5 separate regions of the Mus musculus genome follow, and regions 2, 3, 4 and 5 are each linked to region 1. The links are chromatin loops, found by intact Hi-C in ENCODE. Cell type or tissue: left cerebral cortex. All regions are shown on one strand. Each heading gives the region's core, and the rest is flanking DNA. Links, peaks and the distances in the headings are about the cores only. Region 1 holds the start of Derl1 (Der1-like domain family, member 1). Region 2 holds the start of Wdyhv1 (WDYHV motif containing 1). Region 3 holds the start of 9130401M01Rik (RIKEN cDNA 9130401M01 gene). Region 4 holds the start of n-TMcat16 (a tRNA gene). Region 5 overlaps 9130401M01Rik (RIKEN cDNA 9130401M01 gene).

The links. A loop is a pair of places that touch in the nucleus more often than their neighbours do. Peaks named below come from ENCODE experiments on the same cell type or tissue, not always from the same donor. Only the 100,000 strongest peaks of a DNase experiment are listed, where the experiment ranks them.
Region 2: a loop joins it to region 1, with 2.7 times the contacts of the local background. A loop is called at or near these places in 2 of 42 quality-filtered maps.
Region 3: it touches region 1 in a loop (4-fold over the local background); 10 of 42 quality-filtered maps call a loop at or near these places.
Region 4: a loop joins it to region 1, with 5 times the contacts of the local background. A loop is called at or near these places in 9 of 42 quality-filtered maps.
Region 5: a loop joins it to region 1, with 2.0 times the contacts of the local background. A loop is called at or near these places in 10 of 42 quality-filtered maps.

What each region holds. Positions count from the first base shown.
Region 1 is chr15:57,889,716-57,895,983 of GRCm38, reverse strand. Derl1 (Der1-like domain family, member 1) reads left to right here and starts at 3,566. Exons shown (of 8, transcript NM_024207.4): 1 at 3,566-3,841. The coding sequence starts at 3,689. In left cerebral cortex, for the core only: a CTCF peak has its summit at 3,922; DNase peaks (open chromatin) are centred at 3,464 and 3,840; H3K4me3 peaks cover 2,597 bases; H3K27ac peaks cover 1,838 bases.
Region 2 is chr15:58,135,869-58,142,136 of GRCm38, reverse strand. It overlaps Wdyhv1 (WDYHV motif containing 1), which reads right to left and starts at 771. Exons shown (of 6, transcript NM_029734.2): 1 at 556-771. The coding sequence starts at 644. In left cerebral cortex, for the core only: a CTCF peak has its summit at 3,028 (motif pointing left); no DNase peak of the experiment used is centred there; H3K4me3 peaks cover 372 bases; H3K27ac peaks cover 289 bases.
Region 3 is chr15:58,030,256-58,036,523 of GRCm38, reverse strand. 9130401M01Rik (RIKEN cDNA 9130401M01 gene) reads left to right here and starts at 2,230. Exons shown (of 6, transcript NM_029418.4): 1 at 2,230-2,440; 2 at 4,445-4,540; 3 at 5,424-5,567. The coding sequence starts at 2,324. In left cerebral cortex, for the core only: no CTCF peak of the experiment used is centred there; DNase peaks (open chromatin) are centred at 2,197 and 2,583; H3K4me3 peaks cover 1,529 bases; H3K27ac peaks cover 1,403 bases.
Region 4 is chr15:57,972,572-57,978,839 of GRCm38, reverse strand. It overlaps n-TMcat16 (a tRNA gene), which reads left to right and starts at 2,785; the gene lies at 2,785-2,857. LOC115488500 (a long non-coding RNA gene) reads left to right here and starts at 1,494. Exons shown (of 3, transcript XR_003951568.1): 1 at 1,494-1,617; 2 at 2,124-2,483; 3 at 2,585-6,268. In left cerebral cortex, for the core only: a CTCF peak has its summit at 1,594; DNase peaks (open chromatin) are centred at 1,827, 2,310, 2,783 and 3,434; H3K4me3 peaks cover 1,810 bases; H3K27ac peaks cover 1,290 bases.
Region 5 is chr15:58,020,254-58,026,521 of GRCm38, reverse strand. It overlaps 9130401M01Rik (RIKEN cDNA 9130401M01 gene), which reads left to right. Exons shown (of 6, transcript NM_029418.4): 5 at 1,116-1,248; 6 at 3,959-4,252. The coding sequence ends at 4,156. Among named protein-coding and RNA genes, the nearest start is that of 9130401M01Rik, 11 kb to the left of the region's middle. In left cerebral cortex, for the core only: a CTCF peak has its summit at 3,409 (motif pointing right); a DNase peak (open chromatin) is centred at 3,432.

The DNA.
Region 1 (6,268 bases), core at 902-5,901:
CCTGCCTCAGCATCCCTAGTACCAGAATTACAGCTGTGTCCTGCCAGACTCAGCTCAGAAACTGTTTTCTTCCCAATCCTTTCTACATACAGTTTGTTTCAGGTGGTCTGGCTTATGCATCTGGTAAGCACTGGCTGCCTCCTGTTCTTTTGCCAAGAAGAACACAACTGGGACCCACCAGAGGCTTTGGACTTTATAATCTTTCCATTTGTCACACAGGCAAAGCACAGCCGTGAAACAAATGGGCTCCTTAGCCAGACTTAAGTGGATTTTTCAATCTTGTATTGAAATTTTAAAAATTTCCTTGTGTTCGTCTGTGTGTGGCGTCTGCCATGACACACATGTGACAAACAGTGACAAAAGACAACCTGTGGGTGTTCTCTCTTTCCAGCATATGGAGTTGCAGATACCCAACTCAGACTATCAAACTTGGCACTTTGAGATTTTTTGAGATTAGGTTTCACCCTGTAGCCCAGGCTAGCCCTGAACTCACATAACCTTCTGCTTCAGCCTCTTAATGGCTGGATTCATAAAGGAGAGTTGTTGTGCCCAACTCTATGGATTTGATGACAATTGTGATCTCAGCATTCGAAGTGACCTTGAGAACTTTCGCCTGCTTTGTAGTTTGCATAATTATAGTACTCATCTATTGGTATTACTATGTTAAGCAAGGTGAACTATCAAAGTGCAAGTGCAGAACTTGGTATACGGTAGGTTCTTAAAGCAAACCATCTCAGTGTACGCACCAGGTAATGAACTAGTTTTTGGGGGGTGGGTGGGAGGGATGAATCAGCTTAGTTAGTGAATTGTCTGCACCACACAAACAACCAACAACAGAAGGAAGCATGGAATTCAGGTTGGTTTCTTTTTTTTTTTTTTTTTTTTTTTTGAGATAGGGTTTCTCTGTATAGCCCTGGCTGTCCTGAAACTCACTCTGTAGACCAGGCTGGCCTCGAACTCAGAAATCCTCCTGCCTCTGCCTCCCGAGTGCTAGGATTAAAGGCGTGTGCCACCACGCCCAGCTTCAGGTTGCTTTTTAACAGACTGACTTTATAACACACATATACATACACGGGTATGTTAGTATATGTGCACACATACAAAGACATCAAGAGTAATAAACACATACTTAGTACATTGCGAGGCAGCCCCTTTATCTCCTAGTCCAGAGTGTCAAGGTTTGGAAACTTCCCATAGCTGTGACTAAAAGGCAGGACTGGTTCTGCTGGGAGAGGTAGTGATGTCCTGATTGTTGCCATGGCATCTCCATTTGCAAGGTGGGGCTAACTGGCCTGTTATTCAACAGGAGGATTAATTACATATTGCCAATATGCTGAGGATTAATTACCTATTGCCAATATGCTGTGAACTTCTTAAAGAAATATGTGATCCTGTCTCGGGCATCCCCTGGGGACAGTGCTCCTGGATGATGGTTGGGACAGGCTCTCAGCTTGAGTCACTAGGCCCCGCCTGTCAGCATTAGGGAGCCTACAATATGGAGCTTCAGCTCTAGCCAGCCTTGTGACTTTGACTGTTGGCATCTCTCCAATTTTTTTCTAATTTCAGGGTTTTTTTTTTAAATAGAAATAATAGGAAATGGGCTTTTATTTTTATTTATTTATTTTTAAATCAAGCCAGGTATGATGGCGCACTGCCTTTAATCTCAGCCCTTGGGAGGCAGAGGTAGGCAGACCTTTTGTGAGTTTGTGGCCAGTCTGATCTACAGAACAAGTTCCAGAATAGTAAAGACTACACAGAAAAGCCTCATCTCAAAAAAGGTGTAAAAATGATTTCTATGTATATGAGTGTCTTGCCTGCATGCATGCATGCACATGGTGTATGCATGTACCTGGTGCCTACAGAACTGAGGTAAGGTCAGATCCCTTGGAACCAGAGTTATGGGTGACTGTGAACCACCATGTGGGTGCTAGGAAGAGAACCCAGGTCCTCTGCAGCGCAGAAAGTGCTCTTAACTGCTGAGCCATCTCCCCAGCCTCCTCCTCCTCCTCCTCCTCCTCCTCCTCCTCCTCTTCTTCTTCTTCTTCTTCTTCTTCTTCTTCTTCTTCTTCTTCTTCTTTCCTTCTGCTTTTTTGACAGAATCTTGCTATGCAGTTTGGGATGTCCTGAAACTCTTGCTCTCAAGCTTTCTGAGTGTGGGGTTGCCTGTTCCCCCACATCTACCTTGGACTCCTTCCTAGGCTTTTATGTGGATGTCTCATTTTGAGGTGCATTCCCATGTGAGCCATCTCTACCGTCCAGTTACCAGGTCCTTCTAAAGGCAAGGACCCCAAAGAGAGATGAAGTGACTTTCACAACATTAGGTACTGCTAAGAAGTGGTTTGTCACAGTATAAACGCCAGTGTTTCTAGAGTGTTTGAAATAATGGAGCACTGGAAAGTATGTGGAAATGCACATGGACCTCGTCTTTGCCTGGAGGATGTGAGTCACGTGGGCCACTTGGACCTAAGATTTTCAATTCCTTTACAACGTTAAATAATTTTTTTTTCCAGAGCCCAAATTTCACATTTTTTAAGTTTGAGGAATTTTTTTTTCCCGATCTGAGAACACCGAGTCTGTTTCTTTTCTTATTGTCCAGACCTGATGGTAATTATGTTACACCTCAGCTCTGTGTTTACAACGCACTGCCTCTTCCAGTTTGGCCGACAGTTCCTCTCCCTCCACCATCCAATAATGATGATTTTGGATTTTGTTTAGAGAAATGGGTCCAGGGTTCTTTGGTGAGCAATCTCTTTGATTGCAGTAAGTTCAGATACTTAGTTTACTACAGGTCAGTTTACACCTATGTTCTTTACGGAAAGTTTTACTGATCCTAAACCATATTTTCAAAAAAACAAAACCAAACCAAAACAACAACAACAAAAACCAGCAACTGAATAAAAGTTCTAGTGAAATCGGTATCTTTCCACCATTTGTTTAAAACAACCATCTTCATTTCTAATTTAAAGCCCCCCAATGAACCAGATCATGTCCAATTATAAATGCGGTCTCAAATGCGTCTCAAGATTTCCCAGTCCTCCGCTGCCACTCTAGCCCCCCCATCATCCTAATCTTTTCCCGTATCCTCTGAAATTCTTCTTCATAACTCATTTGCTTTTCTGTCTACCCTGAGACTGCAAAGTTCAGGTACCGCTACCGTGCTCACAGCCGCAGCTGCATCCCCAGTGTCTAAAAATTTGCCTGAAGCTGTGACTAAATGAGGAACTATATGCGCTATCTCTTCCTTTCCCTTTAAATAAATACTCTTCAAGAGGCACTACTCCGATTACAACTCCGGGGAGAACTAGGGCATGTAGCTTCCCCATTGGTTTGCAAGACTGGCCGTTGCTCTGGGTAACCACTGTTTCCTACTAGCCTTGCCGTCGTCGCCCCGCCTCTCCTGCTTGGCCCCACCCCAGGACGTCGAGTCCCGGTACTGAGCTGCAAAAACGGCACTGGCCCTTTAAGCCGCCGGGACACTTCTGGTCACGTGGACCGCGGCCACCGGAAGGGGAAGTTTCTCTTGTGATCGCTGCCTAGCTTGTCCGAATTCGGTGGCGCCACGTCCGTCGGTCTCCGCCTCCTGCACAGCGGCTGCGCCTCCACTTTCCCTGGCCAAGCCGGCCGCGGAGCGCGGGGTGGGCACGGGAGGACGCGCGGCGCTGCGCAGCCGGTCACCTGACGGGCGACCATGTCGGACATCGGGGACTGGTTCAGGAGCATCCCGGCCATCACGCGCTACTGGTTTGCTGCCACCGTTGCTGTCCCCTTGATCGGCAAGCTCGGCATCATCAGCCCGGCCTACTTCTTCCTCTGGCCCGAAGCCTTCCTCTATCGCTTCCAGGTAGTAGCTGGCGTAGGGCGGTGGAGACTACAGCCCCCAGGTGTCCCCGCGGCTACGGAACGGGTTCGCCGGGCTGCGGGGCGCGCTGGGGCTGGTGGGATCTGTAGTGCGTCCGCCTCCAGGGGTTTAAGGCTGGGGTCCTTTGGGTCCCGGGAGGTCCTGGGGTCGAGTGTTAAGGCTTAGATAATTTAGAGTCGCGGACTGGCCTGCTAGGACGTGACTCACAATACCTGTCTGGCAAGATTGTACTTCCCGCCTTCCGCACTCTGAAGTGAGAGGTAAGTTGCCATTCTGTTGGCAAATTGGGCCCACCTACCTGAATGTCTTCCTCCCTCCTTCTATCTATGTCGTGGGTGGCGATGCCATCTTAATCAGTGGTGTCTACTTGACATAATTCTGCGTGGGTTGTTAGCGTGTTTACAGTTTCTCTCTCCTCCCTAAAGCAGTGGTGTAAAGGCAGATATTAATAAGAATTAATTTATCTGTATTTCCTACGGGCCCTATCCGATCACCTGGCATATAGCCGTTAAATGTTACCAGTGAATGAATAAACTACTCAGGAAACGGGAGATACTAATTTTCTTAAGCATTAAGGATATTAGTCAAGATTATCATTCTAAGCCAAAGAATGTTAGTTTCCTAGAGGTTATTTTTATTGATTCTGTGATATAAAAATTTAATCAGGGGACGCTCAGATTATATTAGATCTGGATTTCCACACATTCCTTAGCCTTCTCTTTCTACTTTCCACTGGATGTTATTTTCTCGTCTCCTTTGCTGATTTCTCATTTTCCTCACCCAGATGTTGGGATATGCTCTTGGAGTCCGTTATAGGATCCTCTGTAGTCCATCCCTTGGACTTAGATCTTTATCATACAAGGGGCATAAACACATGAATGGGAGACTGTCGGATATGTGAGTATCTTTATTGTAGTGGTGGAAATCACCACCTGGTGACCAGTAGACATATAATCAAATCTCCCTTTCATCTTTGCAAATAGCAACTGTGTTTGCTAGGGGGGTTTAGCAGTCATAGAGACATCCCTGAGTTCTTTTTTTGGGTTTCCTGTTTAGTGCTGGGACTCAAACCCAGAGCATAGCACGTGCTAGCTGAGTGCTCTGCCATCGAGATGCACATCTTGTATGGCCTCTTGACTTCTTTTCCCCACCCCAGAATCTGTCAGCTTAGACAGCTGATTCTGCCTCAGCTGTCTATTCGGAATCCAGGCCTTTCTCCATCGAAAGCTGTTAGCATGCCGGCTTTGCTCTTTCTGTTCTTGCTGAGCAGCCGGGGCAATCGTGTGAGAACAGAAATCATGTCCTGTCAGTCTCCTGAGACTCCTCCCATATCTGTGAACTGGGATGGGTAAAGTCCGTGCCAGGGCTTGCTGTTGCAGTACCTAAGTTGACCCCAGGACCTTTGCACATGTTATTTCTCTCCCTGAAAAAGGTAGTCATGGCTCATTCACTTTCATGTGTGTCTTTCAGGTCTCTGCCCAAATGCCATTTTCCCTTGTAGGCCTTCTCTGATTGCTGTCCATCAGAGTGTTCCTCCTTCACTGTTCCCTTCCCTTCCCTTTTTCTTGCGACATGCCACCTGCTGGTATTTGCTAGTTCACTTCCCATTGAGAACCTAGATGAGTGCTGGGCACATAGCATCTGCTTGTGTATTGCCTGAGTTCGTGGACATTCTGGGAGCTTGCTATGTGCTGGGCCCTTGTCTACAACGGCAAATAGGACAGAGGTTCCTGATCCTATGAGAAAAACAGAGGGAGGCATACTGCTAAGGACATCGTTCAAGGTACCAGTGTTTCCGAAAAATCTAAGAGAACACTTGAAAATGTCTTTGAGTCTGGCTTTTGGACCCAGTCTTTCAGAAAGAACTAATAGTAAACTGGGAAACTAGGCAAAAAATGGGAATAGAAAGAACACCGGGTACCAAGTAGAGAGCCAAGTGAAGTGGGAAGCCTGGTAGATGAAGACAGGGCGTTACCCTGGGGTCTGTGCTGTAAAGCACAGGTGAGTCGTAGAGGGCCTTGTAGTTCAAGGTAAGAGGCTAACAGTCTAAGTTTCTGTAGCACTAAGGATCAAGCCTCGGGCACTGCACATGCCAGGAAATCCTCTGCCTTCCACCTTTGATTTGAGAGCACCCGTGGCACCTGGGGGGATTGGAACAAAACACTGGAAGTTGATTCCTCACTCAGAGTGAAGTCAGTGTGTCGGGAGCACTGGGCGATGGACTCAGAGACATACACATTTACTTTACTGAGTGTGGGAATGCTTAGCAGGGCTTGGGTTTGGTTTGAAGTGTGGATTAATGGTGTGCTTTGATGAGTGTTAAATCTCGAGGTGTTTTCCAGGCAGCCCAGTAGAGACTTCCTGCAGCAGTTGTAAGAACATGAGTCTAAAGCTTAGCCTGAATTGTTT
Region 2 (6,268 bases), core at 912-5,911, 250 kb before region 1:
GCAGCACACCCTTCAGTACCTCAGAGTTCTTCCAAGCTGCAATCACACCAGTACCTACCTCTTGGGATTACTGTGAGGTTCAACTGAGTTAATTTACACCATGCACGCAAAACAATGCCTAGCATATGGCAAGGATGGTGCAAATGCAACCATTATCATATGGCCAGTAAGGTAATGCCAGTAAGGTAATCAGGGTAGCCAGTTGCCTGAACTGGATTTCCTACTACCACAAATTCTGTGTCTCCATTGTCTTTAAAATTATAAAGACGTATACTTCAACCTGAATCAATGCAGACTTCAACAGTTACCATTGGGTCTCCAGCCTAACTCCCCTCCCTCCCTTGTCCCTATGCACTAAGACGCCCCGACTTCACCCCACTGCTCAGGCTCAGCTAAGGAGACCAGAAATGCGTTCCCCACCCTCCTCATCCCGGCGCTAAACCCGGGCAGTGTAGGCCAGCAGCAGCACTCAGGGGAGCATCCAGGAGAGGGGCGCATTGGTGGCGGCGCGCGAAACCGCGCAGATTCCCGGGGTCCGCGCCCGCGCTCTCTCACCAATAGCAGCTGTTGTAGACACATGCGTCCCGCGTAGGACAGACCGGCTGGTACTGCGGGGCCGTGGCGGCGGGGCCGTCCCCCTCCATGACCCGAAGCTGTGGCTCACAGGTCAACTAAACAACCCGCTGGCCGCAATTGTCGCCAGTCTCCCAGGAGGAGAGGACAACAGAGTAGGCGGCCAGGACAGTTTCCGGGTGGGAGAGCCGAGAGCCGGGTGGGCGGGGCCCCGTGCAGCGTGAGGGCGGAGCCCGGGATGACGAAGCCTGCGTGGTTCCGGGTGGGCGGGGCCTGAGAGAATGAGTGGGATCTGAGGGGGGTGGGGGTGGGGCGAGGCTGGTGGAGAGGGGGCTGGGAATGCGAATCTTAGGATGACTTGAACTGTGTAGTTCTTGCCAGGTTTTGCGTGGTGGGTGGAGCCTGTGGCAGAGCGGGATGCACTTAGAGGCTTCCCTCTCGCCCCGCCCCCCCCACCACCCGGACCCCAAACCGAACCTGTTCTTGAGCTACGCTGCGTAGACCTAGTCGCCCTCCCATGGAGGGATTGCTTGTGTTGTTGCCAGTGTTTAGATATGAGCTTCCGGATACACTTAAAACTCCAGCTAAGGTTGCCCGCTGTGTGAAACCAGAAGAAACTCTAAACTAAGAGATGCTTGGGCACGCACGAAAGCTGAACCTTTAGAGCAGGAACTGAGAAAGAAAGGCGAACGGGGGGGGGGGGGGGGGGTGTTAGTGCAGTGCACCCAGATCTCACCATATTGTAATTTAATTTCTTCTCATCTGGATCTCTCTCCCTCTCCGTGTGTGTGTGTGTATTTTAAAGAAAAAAAGTTTTAACCAGGTGTGGTGACAGACACCTAAAGTCCTTGCATGCAGGAGACTGAAGCAGGAGGATTGCTTCTAATGCAAGGTGATCCTAGACTACAAAAGAATTTTTCTTTTAAAAAAAAAAAGATTTAAAGAGTCTGGATAGCATTTTGTGTTAATCATATTTATTTTCAAAAGAGAAGACACCAAATTGCTAAAACAGTGTTTATGCATAGTGAATTAAAGACATAGAGAACTGTCTCTATAGACATCCCAGTCTCCTGTGTGTGCCTTAAGTGCTCAGAGAACCTCCCTGCAAACGCTGGACTTCTTAAGATTAGATTATAGGCCACCCACAGACTCTCAGCCTTCTGAGACCCCAACCCCATAAAGTGCTGTGCTGGTGGTATTCTGGTGAACTTCAGCTGCTGTCCAAAACCCATAAATCCTACAAACTAAACATGTGTTTGTGTCTGTTACCAATTTATTGTTTCAGCTTGAATACTCCCTTCAACAGAGGCTGGGAGGCAGGGAGTGGCAGTCATGAAGCCTCTCTTGGTTAGTACAAAGTGAGTGTGAAGTTAAGCTTTCTCAGTAGAAGGATGGAAAGAGATTGCAAGGGAAAGAGGATCCCTGCAGTTTCTAGAAGGGACCAGAGCTAGTTGTGTGATCATCCTGCCCTCCAGTGGAGTCAGCTCTGGACAGACACCAGAACTTGGGGAAGCCTGCTTGCAGTTGTGTGTGGACAGCAATGGCCTTCTGTCTTAATCAGGGTTTCTATTCCTGCACAAACATCATGACCGAGAAGCAAGGAAAAGCAAGTTGGGGAGGAAAGGGTTTATTCAGCTTACACTTTCACATTCCTGTTCATCACCAAAGGAAGTCAGGAAGCAGGAGCTGATGCAGAGGCCATGGAGGGATGTTACTTACTGGCTCGCTTCCCCTGCCTTGCTCAGCTTGCTTTCTTATAGAATCCAAGACTACCAGCCCAGGGATGGCATCACTCACAATGGGCCCTCTTCTGCCCTGGATCACTAATTGAGAAAACACCTTACAGCTGGATCTCACGGAGGCATTTCCTCAACCGAGGCTCCTTTCTCTGTGATAACTCCAGCCTGTGTCCAGTTGACACACAAAACCAGCCAGTACACCTTCTATCCTCTTTCCTCCCTCCATAGCACTTTTGCCCCAGGTGCTATGAGAATCAGCCCTGCTGCTTCTCAGACTCGCCCTCATCTGCCTCACACAACATCCAGCCCTACTCACCTACCCACACACACCATGGTCCACCCTTAAAGTCACAAGTATAGGGCTGGAGAGATGGCTTAGCAGTTAAGGGCACTGCCTGCTCTTCCAGAGGTCCTGAGTTCAAGTCCCAGCAAGAACATGGTGGCTCACAACCATCTATAATAGGATCTGATGCCTACTTCTGGTGTGTCTGAAGACAGCTATAGTGTACTCATAGAAACAAAATAAATAATTCTCTAAAGAAAATACACAAGTGTACCCTCCACTTCTGAATTGTTAAAAATACAAATGAAAATAGTAACCAGGAGGGGCTGGTGAGATGGCTCAGGGGGTAAGAGCACCCGACTGCTCTTCCAAAGGTCCGAAGTTCAAATCCCAGCAACCACATGGTGGCTCACCACCTGTAACAGAGATCTGATGCCCTCTTCTGGTGCGTCTGAAGACAGCTACAGTGTACTTACATATAATAAATAAATAAATAAATAAATAAATAAATAAATAAAAATTGATTCCTGTTGTTAAAAAAAAAAAAAAAGAAAGAAAGAAAAAAAGAAAATAGTAACCAGGAAATAACACCTAACATGGCATACCTATTCCTTGTTCTACTGCAAACACACAAACAGTGAGGAGTGGAGTCTTACCTTGAGGCCACCACTCCCTTAATTTCTAGGACTCTGCTTCATTTTACTTCCTGCTGCCCTATAATACTTGAACCATACATTCTGTATTTTCAAAACACTCTTCATGAATAAACCAAGAGTGAGCCAGAGGATAAAGGCTTTTCTAAGACTTCCTTTGTCAGTGCAATTAATCGGATTCTCTTCACTTTAGCCTTAGCCTCAGGCAGATTCTTCAGACATGGACAAAAGCAGCCACATTCTTCACCAAACTATCACAAAAACAGTCTCTAGGCCACATATTAACTTTCTCTGGGGCTGGAGAGATGGCTCAGTGGTTAAGAGCACTGACCGATCTTCCAGAGGTCCTGAGTTCAATTCCTAGCAACCACATGGTGGCTTACAACCATGTGTAATGAAATCTGGTGCTCTTTTCTGGTGTGTCTGAAGATAGTGACTATACTCAATATACATAAAATGAATAAATCTTAAAAAAAAAATCTCTGACACTTCTTGAGCCAGGTCCCTACAGTCCAAACCATACTCAGCACCAATGTCTTCCATATTCCTACTAGGATTTCCCATTAAGCCCCACTCAAAGCATGCCAATACTTTCCAAATCCATATTCTTGCAGTCCCTGGTGTCCAGCCCACCCCATACAATGCCACACCTCTTCTAACAAGGTCACACCTTCTCCTAATAGTGTCATCCCAGAACCAAGCATTTTCAAACCAGCACACCAGCTTTAGCTGCATACAGAGTATGTCTCTATTTTGTATTTACTTTGTATTCAACTGCTGCCTAACCTGTGGTTGTCTACTGATTATTTTGAGGCATATGTGCAAAGGTGGTGGGGACATGGGATTTCATATCGCCCACATTTGTCTTGAACTTACTGTGTAGTCAAGAATGGCCTTGACATATCCTCCTTGCTCTCTCTACCTCCTGAGTGCTAGAATTGCTGGCACATTATCACACCTAGACACCTAGACTTTGGACATAAGTAGCAGATTCTACCAGTTAATAGATATGTGCCCTTGAGCAGAGCTTCTGCAACATCCTCCCCATGCCTGTTTCCACATCTGTAAAACTGAGGTTAAAAATAGGTTTGCTACAAGGATTGAGTTTGTCTATATGATGAACTTAGTAGTTGCCGGCACATAATCATGTAAGTTACCATTAGTTACTTGAAGTATAGTCCTCCCAAAGAGACTTCAACAGTCAGTTGTGACTTTCCTGACGATTCCATTAGAAAGGAATGGCTCTTCCTTTAAGGGCCATTGAGAGACTTCTGGATTGTAAAAGACAAACATTGACAGATCTTTTTAGTGAATGTTCTGCGGGGAGGGGATGTCAGAGCCTATCAATGTTGACAAAAACAAATCTCCTGCCAGTGTTTAGCTTTCCCAAGCAGTAGTGTTAATAGGGGCAGGAGAACCGACAGGAATTCATCTTACTGATACAACTGCTAGAAACTATGTTAATGTTTTGTCAGGTCTCTTAAAGCAGAGGTTACTATGTTGCTATCACGTGAGCAAAGTCTAAGCATTAGGCCTGGCATAGATCCTTTTTTTGGGGGGGGGGGGTTACTGATGGCTGGAGATGTAGATCCGTTGGTAGAATGTTTGCCCTTCATGCAAGAAACACTTGATTTGGGCTGGAGAGATGGCTAGGCCGCTAAGAGCACTGACTGCTTTTCCGAAGGTCTTGGGTTCAAATCCCAGCAACCACATGGTGGCTCAGACCCATCCATAATAAGATCTGATGGCCTTTTCTGCAGTGTCTGAAGACAGCCAGTTATCACACTTGAAGCAGGTCCAGGTGGAGTCTGTTACACATAATAAATAAATAAATCTTAAAAGAAAGAAAGAAGGAAAGAAACTCTTGATTCAATCCCAGGCACCACATAAATGGTGTGATGGTACAGATGTGTAATTCAGCACTCAAGGGGTAGAAAACAGGAGTATTATAGATGAATATCAAGGTCCAACTAAATGCCCACTGGGATCTCCAGTTTCTTCTGCCTCAGAACAAAGAATTGAGACAGGGATATGTGGATAGTGGTAGAAACAGAAACTGCTACTACATACATACATACACACGTTTTGTTTTAGAAAAAAGTTTTTTTTGTGTGTAGTCTTATAAACCAGGCTGGCCTACTACTCATGAGATCCACCTGCCTCTGCCTCCTGAGTGCTGGGATTAAAGGCGTGAATGAACCACCACTGCCAGCTACAGAAACTGTTTATTAAGAGAGTACCTCAAATCAAAATGGGCCAGGGCTGGAAAGGTTAGAAGTTCAATGGAATCTGTTCCTATTGAATTGGGACATTTATATCTCTTGTTTAACAAAGCTTTTTATTTATTTATTTTTAATGCCAAATGGCCTCTGTATCAATTAAGAATGACAGAGGTGATTTATCTGTTACGTAGACAGCCACCCTGGGCTACTCCATGGTGATCTTGATGGCTTTGTTTGGGGCAGAGGTTGTCAGTCTTCCACCACCAGCTGCCACAGAGGGTCCTATCATCGGCCTTATGTCAGACCCAGAAGGTCTGAGAGATTTTTCTGCGGAGGAGGAATTCTGGGGAGCTGAGGTACCTTTGCAAGGCAGGGTAGAGCAGTCAACCCGTGTCCACAGTTTGGACTGGGCTCTGGCAGTGGGTGAGGGATGGGGTAGTTCTTTGCCAAGTGGCCAGTTAGCATCTGGGAAGCAGGTCCAGGTGGAGTCTGTTACTGCTCATCTTCCTCAGCTGAGGCTAGCAGAGCTGGTATTGTCTGCCGGGGGAAGCCATTTTCATGAAACACCTTAAAATGTCAGTCAGAAGCCGGGCGTGGTGGCACACGCCTTTAATCCCAGCACTTGGGAGGCAGAGACAGGCAGATTTCTGAGTTCGAGGCCAAGCCTGGTCTACAGAGTGAGTTCCAGGACAGCCAGGGTTATACAGAGAAACCCTGTCCCGAAAAACAAAACAAAACAAAAAAAAAATAAATAAATAAGTAAATAAATAAAATAAAAATGTCAGTCAGCAGATCTCT
Region 3 (6,268 bases), core at 480-5,479, 140 kb before region 1:
TCCCAACAATGGTCAGCAGCAGCTGTGAATGGAAGTCCAAGGATCTAGCAGTTGCTCAGTCCCACAAGGCAAGCAGGTGAAGAAGAGAGTGAATCTTCCTTCTTCCATTGTCCTTATGTATGTCTCCAGCAGAAGGTGTAGCCCAGATTAAAGGTGTGTGCCACCACTTCTGGGATTCATAGCCACTATGCTTCAAGATCTCCCTGCCAAGATCCAGGTCAGAAACTTGTATCTCCCAGATTCCAGATTAGAATCACAGGTGAGCCTACCAATTCTGGATTGTAGTTCATTCCAGATACAGTCAAGCTGACAACCAGGAGTAGCCATTACAGTATCCATAAGGTTTCCCAGGGCCCTAATGGCTACATTCTCACTCTCAACTGGGATTCTATCATAGGAGGCAATGCTGGTAGACTCAAGCTGGGAGAAGCCTGCCTTGGCTGTTATATAAGATTTGGGGGGGCTGGAGAGATGGCTCGGTGGGTAAGAGCACCCGACTGCTCTTCTGAAGGCCAGGAGTTCAAATCCCAGCAACCACATGGTGGCTCACAACCATCCATAACGAGATCTGACTCTCTCTTCTGGGGTGTCTGAGGACAGCTACAGTGTACTTACATATAATAAATAAATAAATAAATCTTAAAAAAAAATTTGGGTTCACATTTTCAAATGAAAGGTAAACAATTACTAGTCAATAGACATAGCTTTCTTTTTGTAGACAAATCTGCCATGACTGTGGGAGTAGAGTAAGCAAGGAGGTTCTTTTAGCAAAAGGTTGGAAACTACTGAGCCCAGGAATCTTGAGTGCAAAGGGCAAAGAGCTATCACTTCCCCACGTGCAGCCCTTAAACAACTGCTGCCATTTTAGCACACGCTCTGGTTCAGTTGTTGGGCAGGAGGCTAGAGCTAGCAGGCCTGAGCAGGAGGGAAGACATTCTGAGATCAAATATCTTTCATAAAGAAAAAGCTGGAAGAACTCCTCCTTGCCCGCCTTTGCTCTGCTCTTCCTCCGCTCCTGGAGCAGAGATCTTGAATACACCCATGACACCCCTTTCACCTCTAAAGCTTTGTGTGCCTTATTTTAATCAATACCCATTTTATAGACTGGGTCACACAGCTAGCGAGCCAAGGCAACAGAGCCACACACACGTGGCTCTTGCAGTCCTTCAGTACTGTGCTGACACAGTTCTGGGCATAGACAGGGCATACTGGGATTAGGGCAAGTATAGCCCTTTTTAGGACATTATTTTTTTCCTGGTGATATTAGGAACTTTTCTTATAATTCTCTATAATATCTGAATTTTTCTTAATAAGAAGTATTGCATTTCTGATGAGAAAACAAAACAAAAACCCCAGGTATTAAAAAAGAACTTCTCTGGATGGATCCCACAGTAGCTACTGCCTGGAGGCTCCCTGCGTGGACTCTTCCAATGAGGCTATTGAATATGCACTGAGTTCCACATTTGGTGAGCCAAGGGCAGATGAATTTTGAAATCCGGGGAGGTGGTTTGGGTTGCCCTGTACGAGTCTGTAGAGTAGAAAATAGGGCTGAAGGAAAAACCCTGGAAGCAACTGGTGGAAGAGGAGCAAGTGTGAGGGCAAATAGAAAAGCTTTATTACTAGCTCCACATTAGTGCTCTATAACACAAGCCAGTGTTTTGTCCACGACCTTTACATTCTAGAGTCAAAACGTTTCTTGAAAGTCTCAAAATTCTGCTAGCCTTGATCCAAGTCTTTAAATTGTGATGTCTAGTTTTTTTAGTAAATGCGTGAAGAGTTCTGGTCTCTTCTTCAGAGACCCTGGGCTTTTGAACAAGTTACCTGACTTCTTCAAGCCCAGTATCTCCTTTTACAAGATAAGAATAACCGGGCTCTTCTCACAGTTATTGGGAAAGAAATTTTAGAAATAAAATGCAAAATAAAATGGGGAGAATACTGTCAGTGGTTTAAAGCTGATACTTACCAAGTTAACTGGCTCTCCAGAGACCACGACTATTCGAGGTACTCAGGAGGAACTCACTCTATCCAGCTCTAGACACAAAGAGGTCAAAACCTTTGTTGGGTGGTTTAGGAGGCCCTGGAGTCAGGCAAGAATTTCTGCTCCACCACGGAAATCCCCAGCCGCTGAAAGACTACCACTCCCAGAATGCAACGCTCCGGCCGACAACCCACCGCTTCCGTGTGGGCGGCGCGCCGGTGCCGCTCTACACTCTACCTTGCCTCGGCAGCCTTGGCGCGGCTGCTGTCGCGCGCTTTGGAGGCTGGGTGATGGGCGTCGCTCTAGGTGTCGCCTCGTTTCGAGGTCCAGTTGCACTTCCGCGCGATGGAGACCGGATGCTGGGTGCTGGGCGGCGAATTTGAGGACTCGGTGTTCGAGCAGAGGCCGGAGCGCCGGCCCGAGCCGCCCTCCCCCTACCGCGCCAAGCTCTGCGAGCCGCAGGTGAGACGGCTGCCCCTCTTGCCGCTCCGCTCTGGAGCCGGCCTGCGGCGAGGCCCACCACCGTCACTGTCCACCCGCCCTGCAACCAAGCACGGCGACTTCACTCTTGTACCCTCGGGTTGTCTGTCTCCGTCCCCCACCCTCAACCCACGTGTCCTGCAGGCGGGCCCGGGCTAGCATCACACGCCCCCTTCCTGCCTCCAGCCCCGCCCAGGTGCTCCGCCGTAGCATCCTTGCAGGCCTGCTGGCTGCCTAGAAGAATAAAATAGTTCCAAGCTAATTATGTTTCATCATTTCCTAGTAATGTATTGAGACTTGGATATGTTATTGTTGAGTTGGGATGGCTAGCTATGTGACTAAATGGTTGCAGAGTGCCGAACCTAACGGTGGCTCAAATACCTCGTCTCGAGTGACCCAGTGTTTAAAGAATAGAACAAAGTTTTTCTTACTGTGATGGCCCAGTAGAAGGAGAGGCACTAATTTAGCACGCTTATGATGAGCCTTGATACTCAGTGAAGTGTATTTCTCAGAATACAACCAAGCTATTACAATGTTAACTGTACTGAGTCAACAGAATTTAGAGACTTTCTTCAGCCTCAGCAGGTTTTATTGTAAAAGAGAATAGGAGATGCTTCTTTGGGGCTGGAAAATTGGGCATGCAGAATGCTTTTCATCCTTTTTTTTTAATTCTTTCTTGGTAGTTACATCTGGATCTCACCTTATGTCCAGTGGGTTTACATCAGAAGAGGTCGTCTTACAGATGTGTCCTCAGATCCTCCAAATCTTTGTCTGGGATGCACAGAAACCTGACTCCAGTTAAAATTTCCTGTGCTCTGTGTGCCTTTGTAGCATTTTTATAATAGGACCATCGCCATAATCACAGTTTCCTACGTCTTGTGCACAATTTTGTCAGTCCCTATTCACTCTCAATTGCTCTAAAAGAAAGCAGATAGCACTTTAAGAGTCACTGGACTGCACTTGGTGATGTCATTTCCAATAACTTCACTGTGGTTGAAACCGTGTGCTTTTATTTATTTTTTAAATCTGTCATTGACATGTATAGACATGTGATCATTACAACTTTTATTTTTTAAAACCACGTTCATTTATTTGTGTGTGGGTGAGAGAGCCATGGCACTGTGTGGCGGTCAGGGGACAAACTGCAGTTGTTGATTCTTTCCTTCCACCACATGGGGCCCATAGATCAAATCAGGTTGTCCGACCTAGTGACAAGTGCCTTTACCCGCCGAGGCATCTCACAGGCCGTCTTATCATTTTAATAAAAATTGGGCTGTCAGAGAGATGGCTCAGCAGGTAAAGTCACCTGCAGCCGAGTTTGATGAACTGTGTTCTATCACCAGAGCTGGAAGAGTAGAAGGAGAGAACCAACCAGCAGTTATGCTCTGACTTCCGTATGTGCTCAGTAGCGTGGATGGGCCCACATACGTATAACATGTATTAAAAATATTTTTTTTAAAATCTGGGCCATCATGAAGATTGTCATTGGTGGCTCAGTGAGTGACGTGTTTGGCGTCTAGCATGAGGATTCATGATTCCTAGCACTCACATAAACTGGGCGTGCCAACCAGCACAGGAAGGCGGAGACAGGAGTACCTTGGGGCTTGCTGGCAGCCGATCTAGCTGACTGGTCCAGTGAGAGACCCTGTCTTGAGGTAACAAGATTGAGACTGATTGAGACAACTAATGTTGATCTCTGGCCCGCACACCACATGGGGATGCACACATTTACTGCGCATGTAAACGTATCATTTAGTCTGATGTGGTCATCCGGGTCTGTAATCTCAGCACTTGGAGGGCGTACGATGAGATGCTGTTTTAAAAAGCAGAATATAGCCATCCCTTGTCCATTGCTTTGCCTTGTGTCATCCTGAAGAAGTGTGGCCTTGACGTTTAGATGGTTGTGTCATGGGAAAGTGCTTTTGACTGTGAAGTGGAAAAGCATACTTCAGCCGCCATCGTAAACTTTATCTTCTTGGTTCCTAGTGGTTTTATGAAGAGACAGAATGTAGTGACGATATTGAAGTTCTCACTCTCAAGAAATTCAGAGGGGACCTGGCCTACAGACGACAGGAATACGAGGTGGGGGTCAACACGAGTGGGACTTTGGCATTTCAGCTGGGCTCTGGTTTTATCATCAGTAGCACATGCAGAGAGCAGTGTGTGCCAGGTTAGCAGTGTGCTTTGTGGATGGATTTAGTCTTTGGTGGGGCCTATAGATAATCTTAGACTCTTCAGTCTACGCCTTTTCTACAGGGTCCATATTATGTTTTGTTTTTTCATAATTCCAGACAAAGACTACTTTGAGGATCCCTGTAGGTCTGCTTTCCCATTTATATCCACTCGCCTGTGAATCTCCAACGTGTCACAGGAACAAAATACCCCACAACATGCAAGAGAAGGAAGGGATGAACAGTTAGATGCCAGATTGTTTCACATACAAGTCTCATTTCATCTTTGGGCAAATATTAATAAGGTATATAGCTGGGTCTGGTGCCATATACCTTTAATCCCAACACTTGGGAGGTGGAGGCAGAGGTAGGTGGATATCTGTGAGTTCAAGACCATCCTAATTAATCTAGGTAGCAAATTCAGGTGTCTGTCTGTCTGTCTGTCTCTCTCTCTCTCTCGCTCTCGCTCCCAGCACACACACACACACACACACACACACACCTCAAAGTCCCAGTAAAACCAGGACTCAAAGCCTATTCTTTTTGCTTCTAGAATGTTCTCTCTCTAATACTGTGATACTTCCATAGTTGTAGACATTATGACCTGCAGCCATTCTGTCTCAACCTTTTAGAAAAACAACTCACAGTACTGGTTGAAACACTTGGTCTCCCATAGGTCATTGTAGGATTGCGTTTTACTTTCTGCATAGGAAAAAGTCATCTCTACACTGGGTCCTTTCCTTTCCTTTCCCTACCCCTTCATGCCTTCCCTTCTTTCTTTTAATAATCGCCAGAAAGCCCTGCAGGAATACTCCAGTATCTCCGAACAGTTACCATCTACTAATTTTGCCATGAAAAGGGATGTCCAAGAAGGCCAGGCTCGGTGTCTGGCTCACCTTGGGAGGCATGAGGAGGCGCTGGAGATGGCAGCAGACCTGGTGAGTTGCTTATTCTCCTACACTGTCCTGAACCAAGGACAGGAAAACAAACTTGCTGCTAGAAGCAGAGTTGGTGGGCCGGGATTCCCGAAGGAAACAACCAGCAGTGTATTTACTGAGCTGAAAGTGGAGAGTGCTAGATGTGGCTATTTTCCTCTGCCAAGATGAGAGTTATTGCCTAGAAATCCTAATTTCAGAAGTTTTGCTTTTATGAGGAATGTATACCCAGAGCGATAGAATTGAGTGATTTTGTTCTAGATGTTTCAAAGATGTAAGTTTTTAATTATGTGTATATATATATATGGGGGTGTTCTAAGTGTGGGAATGGGCATGTGAATGTGAATGCAGGGATGGGCATGTGAGTGCGGGTGCTGGGAGCCCAGAGACACTGGATCTCCCTGGAGCTGTTGTGAGTTGCCCAGTGTGGGTGCTGGGAAATCTGGGGCCTCTGCGAGAGCATCAAGTTCTCTTAATCACTGAATCATCTCTAGTCTCCATTGTTTTATTGCAGTGCTGGGAAAATCCCTGACACACATTTAAATGGATTTTAATGTACAAAGAGGGACATACTAACCATGCTATCAAACCTTTGTTTATTAACTTAGCATACCAGCCAACTTTAGATTATTCGTCCTATTATCAGAGTCATAGTCTAGAGACCAGCACTCTCTGCATGTCTGTAAGTCTAGCAGAGCAAGTCT
Region 4 (6,268 bases), core at 509-5,508, 83 kb before region 1:
GAAGAGGGGGTGCTTTCCGTATCCCAGAGGATGACAGCATAGTGTCCGACCCTGAGGGCCTCCTCCTCTCTCAGTTCTCAACTCTCCTCTGTTTCTTCTTAGTTGAAGCAGAGGTCACGGGAAGGAGGCAGGAGTCCTAGTATGCAGGCATTTGGAGCCAACTCTTCTGACCTCTGTTCCAGCTGAGCAGTCACTACTGGGGACTGTATGAGGAAAGAGCAGGCAGAGGCCAGGCCAGACAGAGGTGGCTCTTAAGCTAGGTACAGTCCCTGTCGAACCGATGGAGACAATGAGCTGAGGGTGAGACAGAAGTACAGAGAGAGCGAGGTGTTAAAAGTCTCAGTCATTCCTACCAGCTGACCTTCTGGTCTTGACCTTTGGGTAAATGGAAACTTGTCCCTGGGGTGAGAGGACAGGAATGAACCTATTCTTCTTTTAATCTGCCCACAAGTTCTTCAGTCTTCCGCTATCCAACACATCAATACAACTCTGCTGTGTTTGTTACTAACAAAACTTAGATCTTCTGGAATTTGAAGACTTTTCTGTGACACCTAGAGCCACCTTCGTGGTAGCATGAATAATAAAAGGTCTCTCACTGACTTGGATGTTGGATTAAAGTGTCTGCAGGACTTGGTCCTCCCTGGGTCCCCTTATTGGCTGTGGATAGATGGCTGTCTTCCCCCTGCACCCTTCTAGGTGTTCCCTCCGTGTGCACTCGGTCCTCCTTTCTCATAGACACTCCAGGCAGTTATAAAGATCAAGGAAGAGGCACACGCATTACTAGGTGTGATGGCTATTCTTGATTGTTAACTACACCCGGAGTTAACTAAAACCCAAGCGGCTAGTGTGGTGGCTTGAATAGAAATGTCCCCCAAAGACTCATGTGTTTGAATGCTTGGCCCATAGGGAGGTGTGGTCTTGTTGGAGTGGGTGTGGCCTTGTTAGAATAGGTGTGGCTTTGTTAAAGGAACTATGTCACTAGCTGGGAACCTGGAGCACACTGGCCTGCAGCCAGATCAACAGGTTGGAGAGTGTCCCTTCCAGGCAGCTCAACTGGTCTGAGAGTGTCTTTCTCTGCATCACTTCCTTCCTGCTTCTATATGCTGGGGAGAGGGAGGGATGAGGCGAGTCTTGTCAGTTTCAGGAATTTCCTGGGGCCACTGAATTGCTTACTTCCTGAGCTTAAGGAGCTTCTCTGCAGGATGGAGTTCTTACACATCAAATGACGGCTCAATACGTTTAAACATGCAGTATGGACCAGACAAGAATCCAGTTCTGTGTGTTGTGTGTAGAACACACAGTAGTAGAAACCTGTAAACTCATCTATACTGCGGGGCATCCCTTGTGCTGATTGCTTCAGGTTGCTTAGGACAGAGAATAAAAGAGCCACATGTTGGAGGCGGTGGCCAAGAAAGAAGCTGTTTCATTGGGAGAAGGAGTCAGAAAGGAGTTAAGTGGGGAAAGAATTAGCAAGTTTCAGAGGATGTGACCTTTGACCTGACAGTTGAAGGAAGAAATCCAGGTAGCAAAGTCACCTGAGCATAGAGAGGCCAGTCAGGTGGAGGCGGCCTGTGCACAGGTGGCAGTGGGAAAGGCCTGTTCCTGCAGTTCCAGAAGGTACAGCTTGGAACACTTGGTCAGCTATGGGTCTGAGAAATGACACACTCACTTCCAGCCAAGCCTGTAGTCCCGTGGGATGCGGGGCACCATCCACCTTGTATTTTGGACTCTGTGCACACAAAGCCAGAGGTTCATTCTGGGGCCTCCCTGAGGAGTGCACTTGCTGCAGGAACCAGGAAGCTGGGCATGTGTTCACACACCCAAAGGTTCCCTTCTGTCTTTGATAGTGAGTGGGACCCTGTTTTAGTTACAGTTCTCTTGCTGTGAGAAGACACCTTAAGCAAGGCAGCGAATCAAGGAAAGCATTTAACTGGGGGCCTGCTTCCAGTTTCAGATTAGTTTATGACCACCCTGCCTGGGAACATGGTAGCAGGCAGCCTTTAGTAAGAGCGGTAGCTGGGAGCTCACATCTTATCTATAATATAGGGGCAGAGATTGAGAGACTGGGCCTGGTGTGGACCCCTCCTCTAACAAGTCCACACCTTCCAATTTTTCCTAAACAGTACACTAATGGGGACCAAGGATTCAATTATATGAGCCTACGGGGGCCGTTCTCATCCAAACGGCCACAGATCCGCATTTAAAAGAGCCAGAAGCTTTACTGAGCGGCGTGTTTGCTTCTTGAGCAATGCAGCTCAACTGGAGAGTCCCAGCTGCGTGTAGCCTTCCGGACCTGTGCCTCCTTGAGCTCCTGGGGACGTCCGGAGGAAGCCTTGCGACGAGGAGAAGTCGTGGCAGAAAGTGTGAATGCTCGTAAATTATTACCGGAGGATCCTTCTACTACCGGAGGCTCCTTTGGCTCAGTTATGCCGGGTTAGGAGTGACCGTGAGAACCCAGCATCCGGAACGAGGCCAGGAACACAGTAGGTGACCAATAAATGTGTCATACCATTATGCGCGTGTAAACTCTATACTAAAACAAGCTCACAACAGTCTCTCTCTCTTCCATGCTCTCCCTCTCCAGGACGACTTTAGCGAGCAAGCCATTGTGTCTGTTGATGGACACAGGAGAATAAAGACTAGGCGAGTGCTGCGCTGGTCGGCTGGTTTCAGAAGGGCCAGAAATTCAAGTTCTGGAAACGTTAACTAAACTCAAGCCTCTGAGCATGCGCGCTGGGCTCTCCAGCAGAGTCTTGGGATTCTGGCCGGAAGCAGCACATAGGTGCCTCGTTAGCGCAGTAGGTAGCGCGTCAGTCTCATAATCTGAAGGTCGTGAGTTCGATCCTCACACGGGGCACAATACTTTTGGCCGCTCCGGGTCTAATTTCTTGCCAGAAGGAAATTTTACTCTTTCTCCTGGAATGTCTTGCGTTGGCGAGGTGTGGAATGGCTGCCGTGTTCTAAGCGGACCTGGACCTTGAAAACAATCTGGTGATCGATGGGGTCGCGGACTGCCCCGGGGAGGGAGGCGGTCCGTTTCTGCTTGGTTCAGGAAACAGTGTGGTGCGAGGGGCGTGAAGCCGGGAGGGAGGAGGTGGGGACCCGCCCAGGCGCTCGAGGTCTCTAGGGGTCCTGGCCACTCCTGCAGGCAGCAGCCGTGCGACCACAGGTCAGATAGCAAGTCCCGTGGGGCTTGTTGGCTATCGCTCATCCTCCACCTTCCCAGCAGCTACCCTCCCGGGTTACAGCCCTTCTTCAGAGCGTCTTGGGGCAGTGGAGGGTCAGTCATTTTCTGGGGTGTGTTTACTTCAGTGGCTGATTCGGGGGCTCGGAAGACAGGCACAGATGGCCCTCTTCACTCCCTGGGATCCAAACTTCCCTGAAAACTCTCTGGATCACCACCAGCCCCCACTCTGGGTGGTAGTACGCAGTAACGTCAGTTGGTCCTCTATTAATTCCCATCGCGCCTGGCTTTTCTTTTCCTTCGTACACATCATTCCATAGTTTCCTTGGAGGAGGCTTAGAGAACACTTAGCAAGCGAACACGTGGCTCTACCACAAGGTCCTTCCTTAAGGGGACCCTGCCTTCCCTTCAACCATGAGGTTTGGGGTCTGAAATATAGGGATGACCGTAAATGGAACCGGGGCTTCAGGTCAACTGTGTGGCTCAAGTTGGACTCTGGGCCATTGGGTCTGGAGTCTTTCCTCTTACGTACACCGTTTTGTTGTTTTGATTTTTGAGACATGATTTCTCTGTGTAGCCCTGGCTGTCCTGGAACTCTCTCTGTAGACCAGGTTGGTCTCCAACTCACAGAGATCCTCCTGCCTCTACCTCCCGAGTGTTAGGATTAAAGGCATGCGCCACCATTTTAGTAGTCTGCCTGTCTCCTTCCTTAGAGACAAAACAATAACCAAGGAGCCCTAACTGATTGCCTGACTGAACCTTGCTGTCCACCGCTGACCTGGGAATTGAAAAGCCCGTTGGGTCCCTGCTACCACAGACTGCAGTCGTAGGCGTGGCATTTCTTATTGTCTGCCATCAGAGCCACAATGGACATCCTCAGCTTTGCAGACATTTCGCCTTTGCGATGTCTTACTGGAGTCTGGTTTTTGGACTCCAAGCCTGGACTTGGGAGGTGTGTGTGGGGTCATGTCATAAATCTTGGTTTCTGTTCCTGGCTTCCTAAGCTTTGAAGACCTTTATCCACACTAAGGATTCCTAAGATTTTTTTTCCACCCATGACCCCTCCCTTTTTGGCCTGAGAAATTTTACGAGAACCTGGGTTTATAAGTATATAAATACATATACAAATAAAATTTATTGAGAAGAAACCACAAATTTATTTTATTTTTAAGTTGAAAAATAACTTGACTGTGATTGGAGAATCTGAAAGATCGTGGGCTGCTTTTAGTAAGAGTGCTGTGAATGGCCACCAACACACAGCGAACCTGAGGCTTGTCAGCTTAGGTACTCTGAGGGGGGAGTTTTTAAAACCAGTCTTTAACACCAATTCTGGCTATACATATAATTTAACTCTTCTCCAGAGCTGACGGTAATGTGTTGGGTATGGTAGTGTGTGCCTGTCCTCACAGCTCTTGGCAGCTGGGGGCAGGGAAGTTCACAGTTATTCTCAGCCTCACAGCAAGTTTGAGGCAAGCCTGGGCTATGAGCCTATGTCTCAAGAGAGCAGGCACACAACCCACCTCACAAAATTGATGATAATTTGATTTTATAGTTACCAATGTTAAGAACACTGCTTTGCATAAATATGTACATTCTGGGCCATTGCAGAAATTGTTGGAAATTCTGACCTGATCTCCAGCCAAAATTTGCTTAGTGAGTTTTTTTTTTTGAAACCCAAACAGCAGTTTTAACACTGCTAGCTAGATCCCAAACAGTCTACCATTGAGCCATATCTGTAGCTTAAATGGCAATTTTAAAAACCAAACATTTTAACTACGATACAACCTAAAAATATCCTAATTTGATACTTACAAGCTAAGGAATGATGGTAGGGATATATTAAATGTTTGTTTCTGTAATTAACTCATTATTTTTCTGTAAGAACAAAAAACTCGGCATGTACAGCAAAAACCCTGGGGTTTATAACATACAACGATCTCGAATCAGAGCGGAGATGTTCTCATCAGTGGATATTGGTGTTTCGTGGGGTGACATAATCGGGTGACCACATCAGGGGACCATGGGAAACACTTATGCACAGAGAAGCCGAGGCTGGTGGGTGATAAAGTATCCCTGCTAGCTGAGATCTGGAACCTGCCCAGTGCGCATGTGTGTTCAGAACAGAGGCTGTGGTGGTGCTGGGTGATGCACCCTTGGGAAGCGCCAGAATCACTGTGTTTGTGTTTGAACTAAGTTTTGCTTGTGGTGTGTTCAGAAACCTCTTTATGTTGCCAAAGTTTCATGACTCCCCCATGCAGTGGCAGGACTCCACATTGGGTCACGACCTATGTTTAAGGAGCTGGGATCTATTTCATGCTGGACACATGCAGAGATCTCAGTTTCACCGAACAGAGGCCAATATTGGGTGTACTTGTCAATTAACCAAAAAGCTCTAGAGCCTCTTCCAGCTTGCGCATGCTGATGTTGTGTCCCTCTGATCCCTGCTCTGCAGCGGGGGCCGAGGTCCCCTTTTCTTCTGTGACGCTGTCAGCTAGCTACACATCTCTGCTTACTTTTGTTTCTGTTTCAAGGCCCCACAGCAAAGTGTGTGTGTGTGTGTGTGTGTGTGTGCGCGCGCGCGCGCGCATGCGTGTGATATTCAGGGGGTTCTGGAGGAGAGTGCAGCTGCATCCTGACTGATGCTACGTCACTGCAGGCTCAACACAAGCTGGGCAGGTTCCAGACCTCAGCTAGCAGGTGTACTTTGAGTCTAGCCCACCAGCCTTGGCTTGTCTGTGCATATGGGTACTTTTCCCATGGTCTGATGACATGGTCATCCCACCCTGAGTCTTTGTGTATGCTTAGTTGTCAGCTTGGAACCGTGTGGGTCCCCGATCCTGTGACACGGTTTTCTGCTGCCTGGGGATGTAGACTAGCTTTGGCAAAGGTAACCCCTGTGAGTCTGTCCTTCTGGGGTACTCTCCTTGGGCTTTCTCCAGTGTTCCCTTCTCATCTCTTACTTGGTTCCCTATGAGTTTATTATGTCTTTTGTTATGCTTGTTCCGCACAAATGGGTGATTTGGACCCAGACTGGTACAATTACATTAAGCATCAAATTCAGACTCTCTGGTAAGTGCACCTGTA
Region 5 (6,268 bases), core at 663-5,662, 130 kb before region 1:
TTAGCCTTCCCAGTGCAGGGAATACAGCCATGTGCTGCCACCCTGGCTTAGGTGTTATCTTAAAGATTCCATCCTTCTCTTGAAGGCCCAGAGAATAGTCATAAACTTTGAGTTGGAGTGTGATCTGAGCTGTGATCCAGAGAGGGAAGGTGGGCTAGAAGAGGCCATTTGGAGCTGTTGGAGAGACGAGTGGAGAGGCGATGATCACCAGGTGGGATCCGCCCTGCGATAGTGCAGTACTAGTAAAAGTAGAGCATGGCGTCATTGCAGTGTGGATAGATGGGATTGGTGACCAGCTAAGGTATGGAAGGGGATGAAGAGGAGGAGGAGGAAGAAGAAGAGAAGGGGGAGGAGGAGGAGGAAAGAGGAAGAGGAGGAAGAGGAAGAAAAGAGATGAGGAAGAGAGAGGAACAGAGGAGAAGGAAGAAGAGAAGGAGGAGGTGGAGGAGGAGGAGGAAGAAGAAAAAGGAGGAGGAGACTGGGTGCCCTGGGTGCAGGGGCGGATTGGCGCTGTTCGCTGAGGTGGATCATGCCAGTGGATGGGCAGGGCAGATGCAGGATAAAGAGATGAATGACTGCAGCTTGATGTACTGAGAACGTGATGCCCTTGGAACGCCCAGCCAGAGCCCCTCATTAGGGAGAGGGGGCTGAACTCAGAAGAACAGAAGAGTGAGTGGAGACACCAGGCTAGGATCACTGGGGACATTCATAGTAAGGCGGTTGTGAACTGGCCGTTTGAGGTTTGACCCTGTTTTGGTACTCATATCTGCCAGCAAAGCTAAGCACACCTTGAGGTCCAGGCTCTGTGGAGACAGCAGATGTCAGCATCCCAGGAACAGACTATGTGTCTGGGCTGGCTTTGAGCTGCTTCTCAGTGAGTGAATTATTTTTGCTTTCAGCTACCTGATAGCTGTGTCAGCCCTCTGACCTGGTCCTTTCTCAGGAAGGCAGCTGTTCAGAATGGAAGCTGTAGGCACTCAGGGATGATGCTAGTGAGGCCAGCAGGACTTCTGGCAGCTTAGTGCCCAGCTCTGGCTGAGCTCCTGCTCCCTGCTGCCCTGTGGCTCAGGTCCCTATAGCAAAGCCTCTCCCACTGAGACTTTCTCTTTCCTCAGGCTCCTGCTTCAGCTCGCCCAGTCTCAGCAAACATCATTCGCGTTGGAGAAGAACTTGAGGACTCAGCAGGAAATTGCAGGGAAAGTGAAGGACTTCAACTTTAGGGAAGATACTTTGCTGTTGATGGAGGAGGTACGGTTCCCCTCGGGGTTGTAGAGGGCAGCGAGCGTCACTGTGATTTTGTGCTGTTCCCATAACAAAACCAGATCTCATCTCATTGTGAAGGACCTCTGTCCCCCTCCACTGTGTGCCTCTGGGTTTCCAAGTCACCAGAGTGGTCCTCCGTCATTCACTTGCTGTATCCCTGCTTTCTGATTCTCATGCCTGCCCACATGAGCATCCTAAGTAACATGCCCACCATATTTCCACATTGTTTCAATGTGGAATTCACTGGGTAATAAGTCTTTCGCTGGAGATTTGAGCCCAGGACCTGTACATGCTAGGCAATCAGTATTCCACCGAGCTAGCCATGGTGCTGGACTTGACACTAATGGGTGAGTGTCCGCAGTTGAGCAGGACTTTATGTAGCTTCCCTCCTCCTCTCCTAACAGCAGTGATGGGGAAGACAGGTAGGGCTGGAGGAGGCCTAGAGAGGATGCAGCTGCCTGAGGTTAGGGCCAGAGGCAGCATAGGCCAGCCATGAGAAGTGTCCTCTCGCTCCATCCACCCTGTCACCTTGATGTCTACAGAGAGGTGCAGATGCCATTTTTAAGCCTCTGCCAGCCCTTTCTGTCGCTGGCTTTCTGTGAAGATCACGGCTGAGGATAGCAGTGGGAGACTGTGTGCTTCAGCTCTTCTGCTCCCAGTACAATGACCTCTGTGGCCTCCAGAGAAGTTAGAGCTGTAGATTGCAATTCAATTCAATATTCAACATTGCAATTCAATATTTAATCTTAGGTTTGTGCATGCTAAAATCAGATGTGTGCCGTGTCAGTGAGCTCCATTGCTAATCCAGTGTATGGACCGTGGTGTTCTCCTCCCGTGATACTTTACATGTGTCCCATGTTCAGGGATCCCCAACACCCCCTTTCAATGTGTGGGTAAATGCACGTGTGTGGAGGTGAGGGAGAGGCCAGGTCCCCCGTTGACTTTGCGTTTGCTGTGTAGGCCCTGCTCAGGAGCTTCCAGGGACCCACCTGTCTCTGCCTCCCATCTGTTTTCACAGGGATTGCAGGGGCTTACCTCCATGCATGCTTTTTCACGGGTTCCCAGGATCAAAAGCAGTCCTCAGGCACATAAGGCGGGTGTTTTACTGTCTGACAATCCCTCGGCCACCGCTTCTCACTGTTTTGCCCTGGCCGGCCTCAGAGTGGAAGCTCAGCTTCCCAAGGAACTGCCTTTAAGATAATGACTTCTAGTGTTTTAGACTAGGCTTGCTTTCATATACCTTTACTATCAGCACGTGATAGGCAGAGGCAGGTGGATCTCTGTGAGTTCAAGACCAACCTGGTCTACATAGTGAGTTTGAAGCCAGCCAGAATGACATAGATGCCTCTAAATAAGTAAAAACCCGAGAAGCCAGCCTTTGTGAGTCATGTCATTATGATGCTGCTGAAAGAAGACGTCACGCTGTTGACATGTGACATATCAGGTCACGACTTTAGAGACACTGAGTGCAGCAGTGAAGCCCCCAGAGCTGATGAATTAGTAAGGTTTAATAAGAAGCGCAGCATCTTGGTGACTGTGTGATGTGGGGCTGTGGAGGTGGCTCGGTGGGAAAAGCTCTTAGCTGCAAGCACAAGCCCCAGGACCTGAGTTCTAATCCCCAGCCTCCACATAGAAGCCAGGCATGGTTGCAGATACCTGGAACCCTAGCACTGGGACAGAGAAGGTGGGTCCTGTGCGCTTGCTGGCTGGCCAGCCTAACTGAACAGCCAGTTTAAGGCTCAGCAAGAAACCATCTCAAGGAAATCAGGCAGAGGGTGACTCAAGAATTCCTCCTTTGGATTTGGTATACACAAGCAAGGGTGCATATGCCACACACAAGCACACACCACACATGTGTGCACACACACTAAGCCTGTAGTCTGTGAAGAGCCATTCTTTGGTTGTACTTGTAGTTTTCATGGCCACATTAGATGTAGGAGGAGCCATAAATTAGTGTCTTGAGTGCCTTGTCCAGCATTCTTGCTGGCTGATGTGTAAGTTCTCACGCTTTGAAAGCTTGTTAGGACCTCCTTCTCCTCGCTGCTGCTACTCATTACCAAAGGACCACTTACTGAGCTTACAGAAAGGCTTCTTGGAACTTAAGTTTGAATTGTCTCATCGATCCTGGGATTGAGTCTGTGTGACTGCAGTTGCAACTATGACCAGGAGGGGGCAGTATTGTGCCTCTAGGGGGATGTGCTATGGCCCTGAGAGACCCTTGGCTGTGTAGGGTTGGTGTTTTTTTCAGGTCTGAAAGAGGTTGACATAGCAACCTGTTGCTTGGATCTTCACTGTCTTCAACTTCCTTGGGGGAACCTGGGCAATATGGATTCGTGTCTCACATCATACCTGTCTGAGCTCTGCCCCTACCTTTCAGCCCCAGCCTCTCACCTGGAGGGAGGAGCCCACAGCTACACTGTCAGACTCAGAACAGTCTTTGGCACAGAAAGGTTGATTCAGTGCTCCCCGGAGCCCAGGCGGAACAGCTGCCATCTTAGGACTCAGGATTCTCGGAGAATGAGAACGGAAACAAGGCGGGTGGCATCCCTGACACTGGGACCAGGGCCCCTCCTGTGGTGCAGCGCCTCCCTCAGGGCTTCAGTGTGAAAGGCCGTTCAGCTGGTAAATGATCTCTGTTTTCTGCCTCTGTGACTGGGATAATGCTTTGTTTTTTCCTCTCCTCGTGCTGATACAGGCTATGGGGGAAGACATTGTCCCAGAAAAGATAAAAGAGGAGCTTCATTCGGAGGTGAAGTGTGTGGGCCCCGGAGCCCTGACTGCCATGGTGGTTGCGTCCTCCAAAGAGTTTGAAGACAAGTGGTTCAGAAAGATCAAAGACCATTTCTGTCCCTTGGGAAATCAGTTCCACGTGGAGGTTGAGATCATCGCTTAGGAAACCAATCCCGAACCTGAATATCCTTGTTTACTTAGATCTGTGCAATCATGGAAAGCTCAAATAAAGAGGATTCTTTATATTGTTTATACAAAACTCTCTCCCAGGTAATTTCAGCTGCTCTCAGCTTTGTTGTTTGTTTGTTTGTTTTGTGTCCTTGACGCCCTCAGTGCTGTCTTTGTAGGCCTCTGCCAAGTTCGCAGGCACCTGTTGGGAATGTAAATGCAGAGGCTGTGCTAGGTTTTGCTGTTGCTGCTGCTGACATAGCAGCTTTAAGGGTTGATGGAGACTGATGGTTTCAAAGAGCAAGGCTCAGTCTCCGTGGCCAGGAAGCAGAGGGAGACAGAGAAGGGTCTGAAACAATGCCGCCCTCAAGGACATGCCCGAAGTGACCTGCTTCCAGCTAGACCATCACCTAACATTCCCACTCTCTCCGTGTAGTACCCACCAGCCGGGCACCAGGACTTCAACAGTCTTAGATAGTCAACAGGGAGGATATCTTCTATTCAAGCCTTAGCAAAAGACTTTTTAAAATTGTTTGGGTCCATTGAAAACAGTTACTATGTTGCAAGAAGCAATTGCTCAAGTGTATCCGTTAGGAATGACCAAAGAATGCTGGCATGTTAAGAGTACATAGGCTGAGTCAGGAACTGCAAACAGGTGTTAGCCTACTTGCAGGCTTCCTGGATGCTGGCAGAAGATGGGACACTCCTGAGTCAGAGACCGGATTCCTACCCTACAGGACCAGCAAGCCAGATGAGCCTGAGAGTATCCGCGCTGGCTGCTTTTGTTTCCAGGTCCTAAGGAGGCTGGCTGTACATGTGGGCACACACGGATGCATCCTGTCCCACGGAATGTGCAACACTGCCTCCTGTAGCTTACACATGCCAACTTGCCCTACAGGGTTTAGGAAGCCCAGGCTGCTGGAATGATGTGTGTGCCTGCCTCTTGGACTCCTGTTCTTGCTATGCAGACATCCTGAAAGATGTCTGGAACAAGCATTTGCTCAAAAGACGCAGGAGCCAGGGACAACCCAGATCTCTGTCTCCTTTAGCCACATAGACCACAGTCCCTAACATCTTCTGCATGTACAAAGGGCCATTTTCTTACTCAAGGAATTACCCAGGACAGAATTACTCTTTGTAGTGGAAGGAATAAGGTGAGCCTCACCTTGTGTTGTTGCTTACTTAGACTTTCATGGAGAGATGACTCCAGCCCTTGACAACGGGTGCAGCCCCCAGGATTCCTCTTTGATCCTTCCCCTCACTCCCCTCAGACAAGGGGCTGACGGTGCTGAGTGAGGACGCTCAGGGAGTTGGTCAGTTTGACCAGCAAGTGCAAGTTCAGGTTCTCAAACGGGAAACAGAGGACCACAATTAACAGGCGCTGCGGTTTTGGAACCTGTCAGCAAAGGAGCACCCGTCCAGCCATCCCTTCCTGAGCTATGTTACTTGCTACTCACTGTGTGATTCCTAGGAGACATGGGCTGGAGCCGGTGGTCTAGCAGAGGACTGCTCTCAGGGACATAAACTAACATGGCTTACCATGCCCCTCACAGTGTAGCTGTGGCCATCTGGAACTCTCCTGTCCACATTTCTTTCCCATTAGCCTTTCTAAGGGTACCCCCCCTCTCCATCTTTATCAGATAGCTAATTCACAGGTCCCCACTAAACATTGGCTTTTTAAATAATTGCTGGTGTTTCTGCTTTTCCTAGAAGCTGACATGCCTGCCTGCCTGCCTCTTCTCTTTCTGAGGCCGAGCCCCTTTGCCCTGGTTATCTGGCTTTCCTGGAAATGTTCCCAGCCCCGGGCGCAGCTCCATCCTTGCTCCTTGTGGACTTCACCTGCGCTCTATGCCTCCAGTTCTCTGGTCTCCCTCCTGACCTCCTACCCACACCCGGTGGCCTGGTGGTTTCCACGTCTTGTGTACAGCTCACTCCTACCTCACCTTTCAGTCAGTGCAGGGCTGATGTGAGGACCAAGATCACTGACATCCAGAGCCTCAGCTGTCACTGAGGGCGGGAGGGGCACCGGGAGGACAGGGCGCCTGCGTTTCGTCACTGGAGTTCCCCCACAGCATTTCCAGGACAGATGGGGAAGGTAATGAATGGA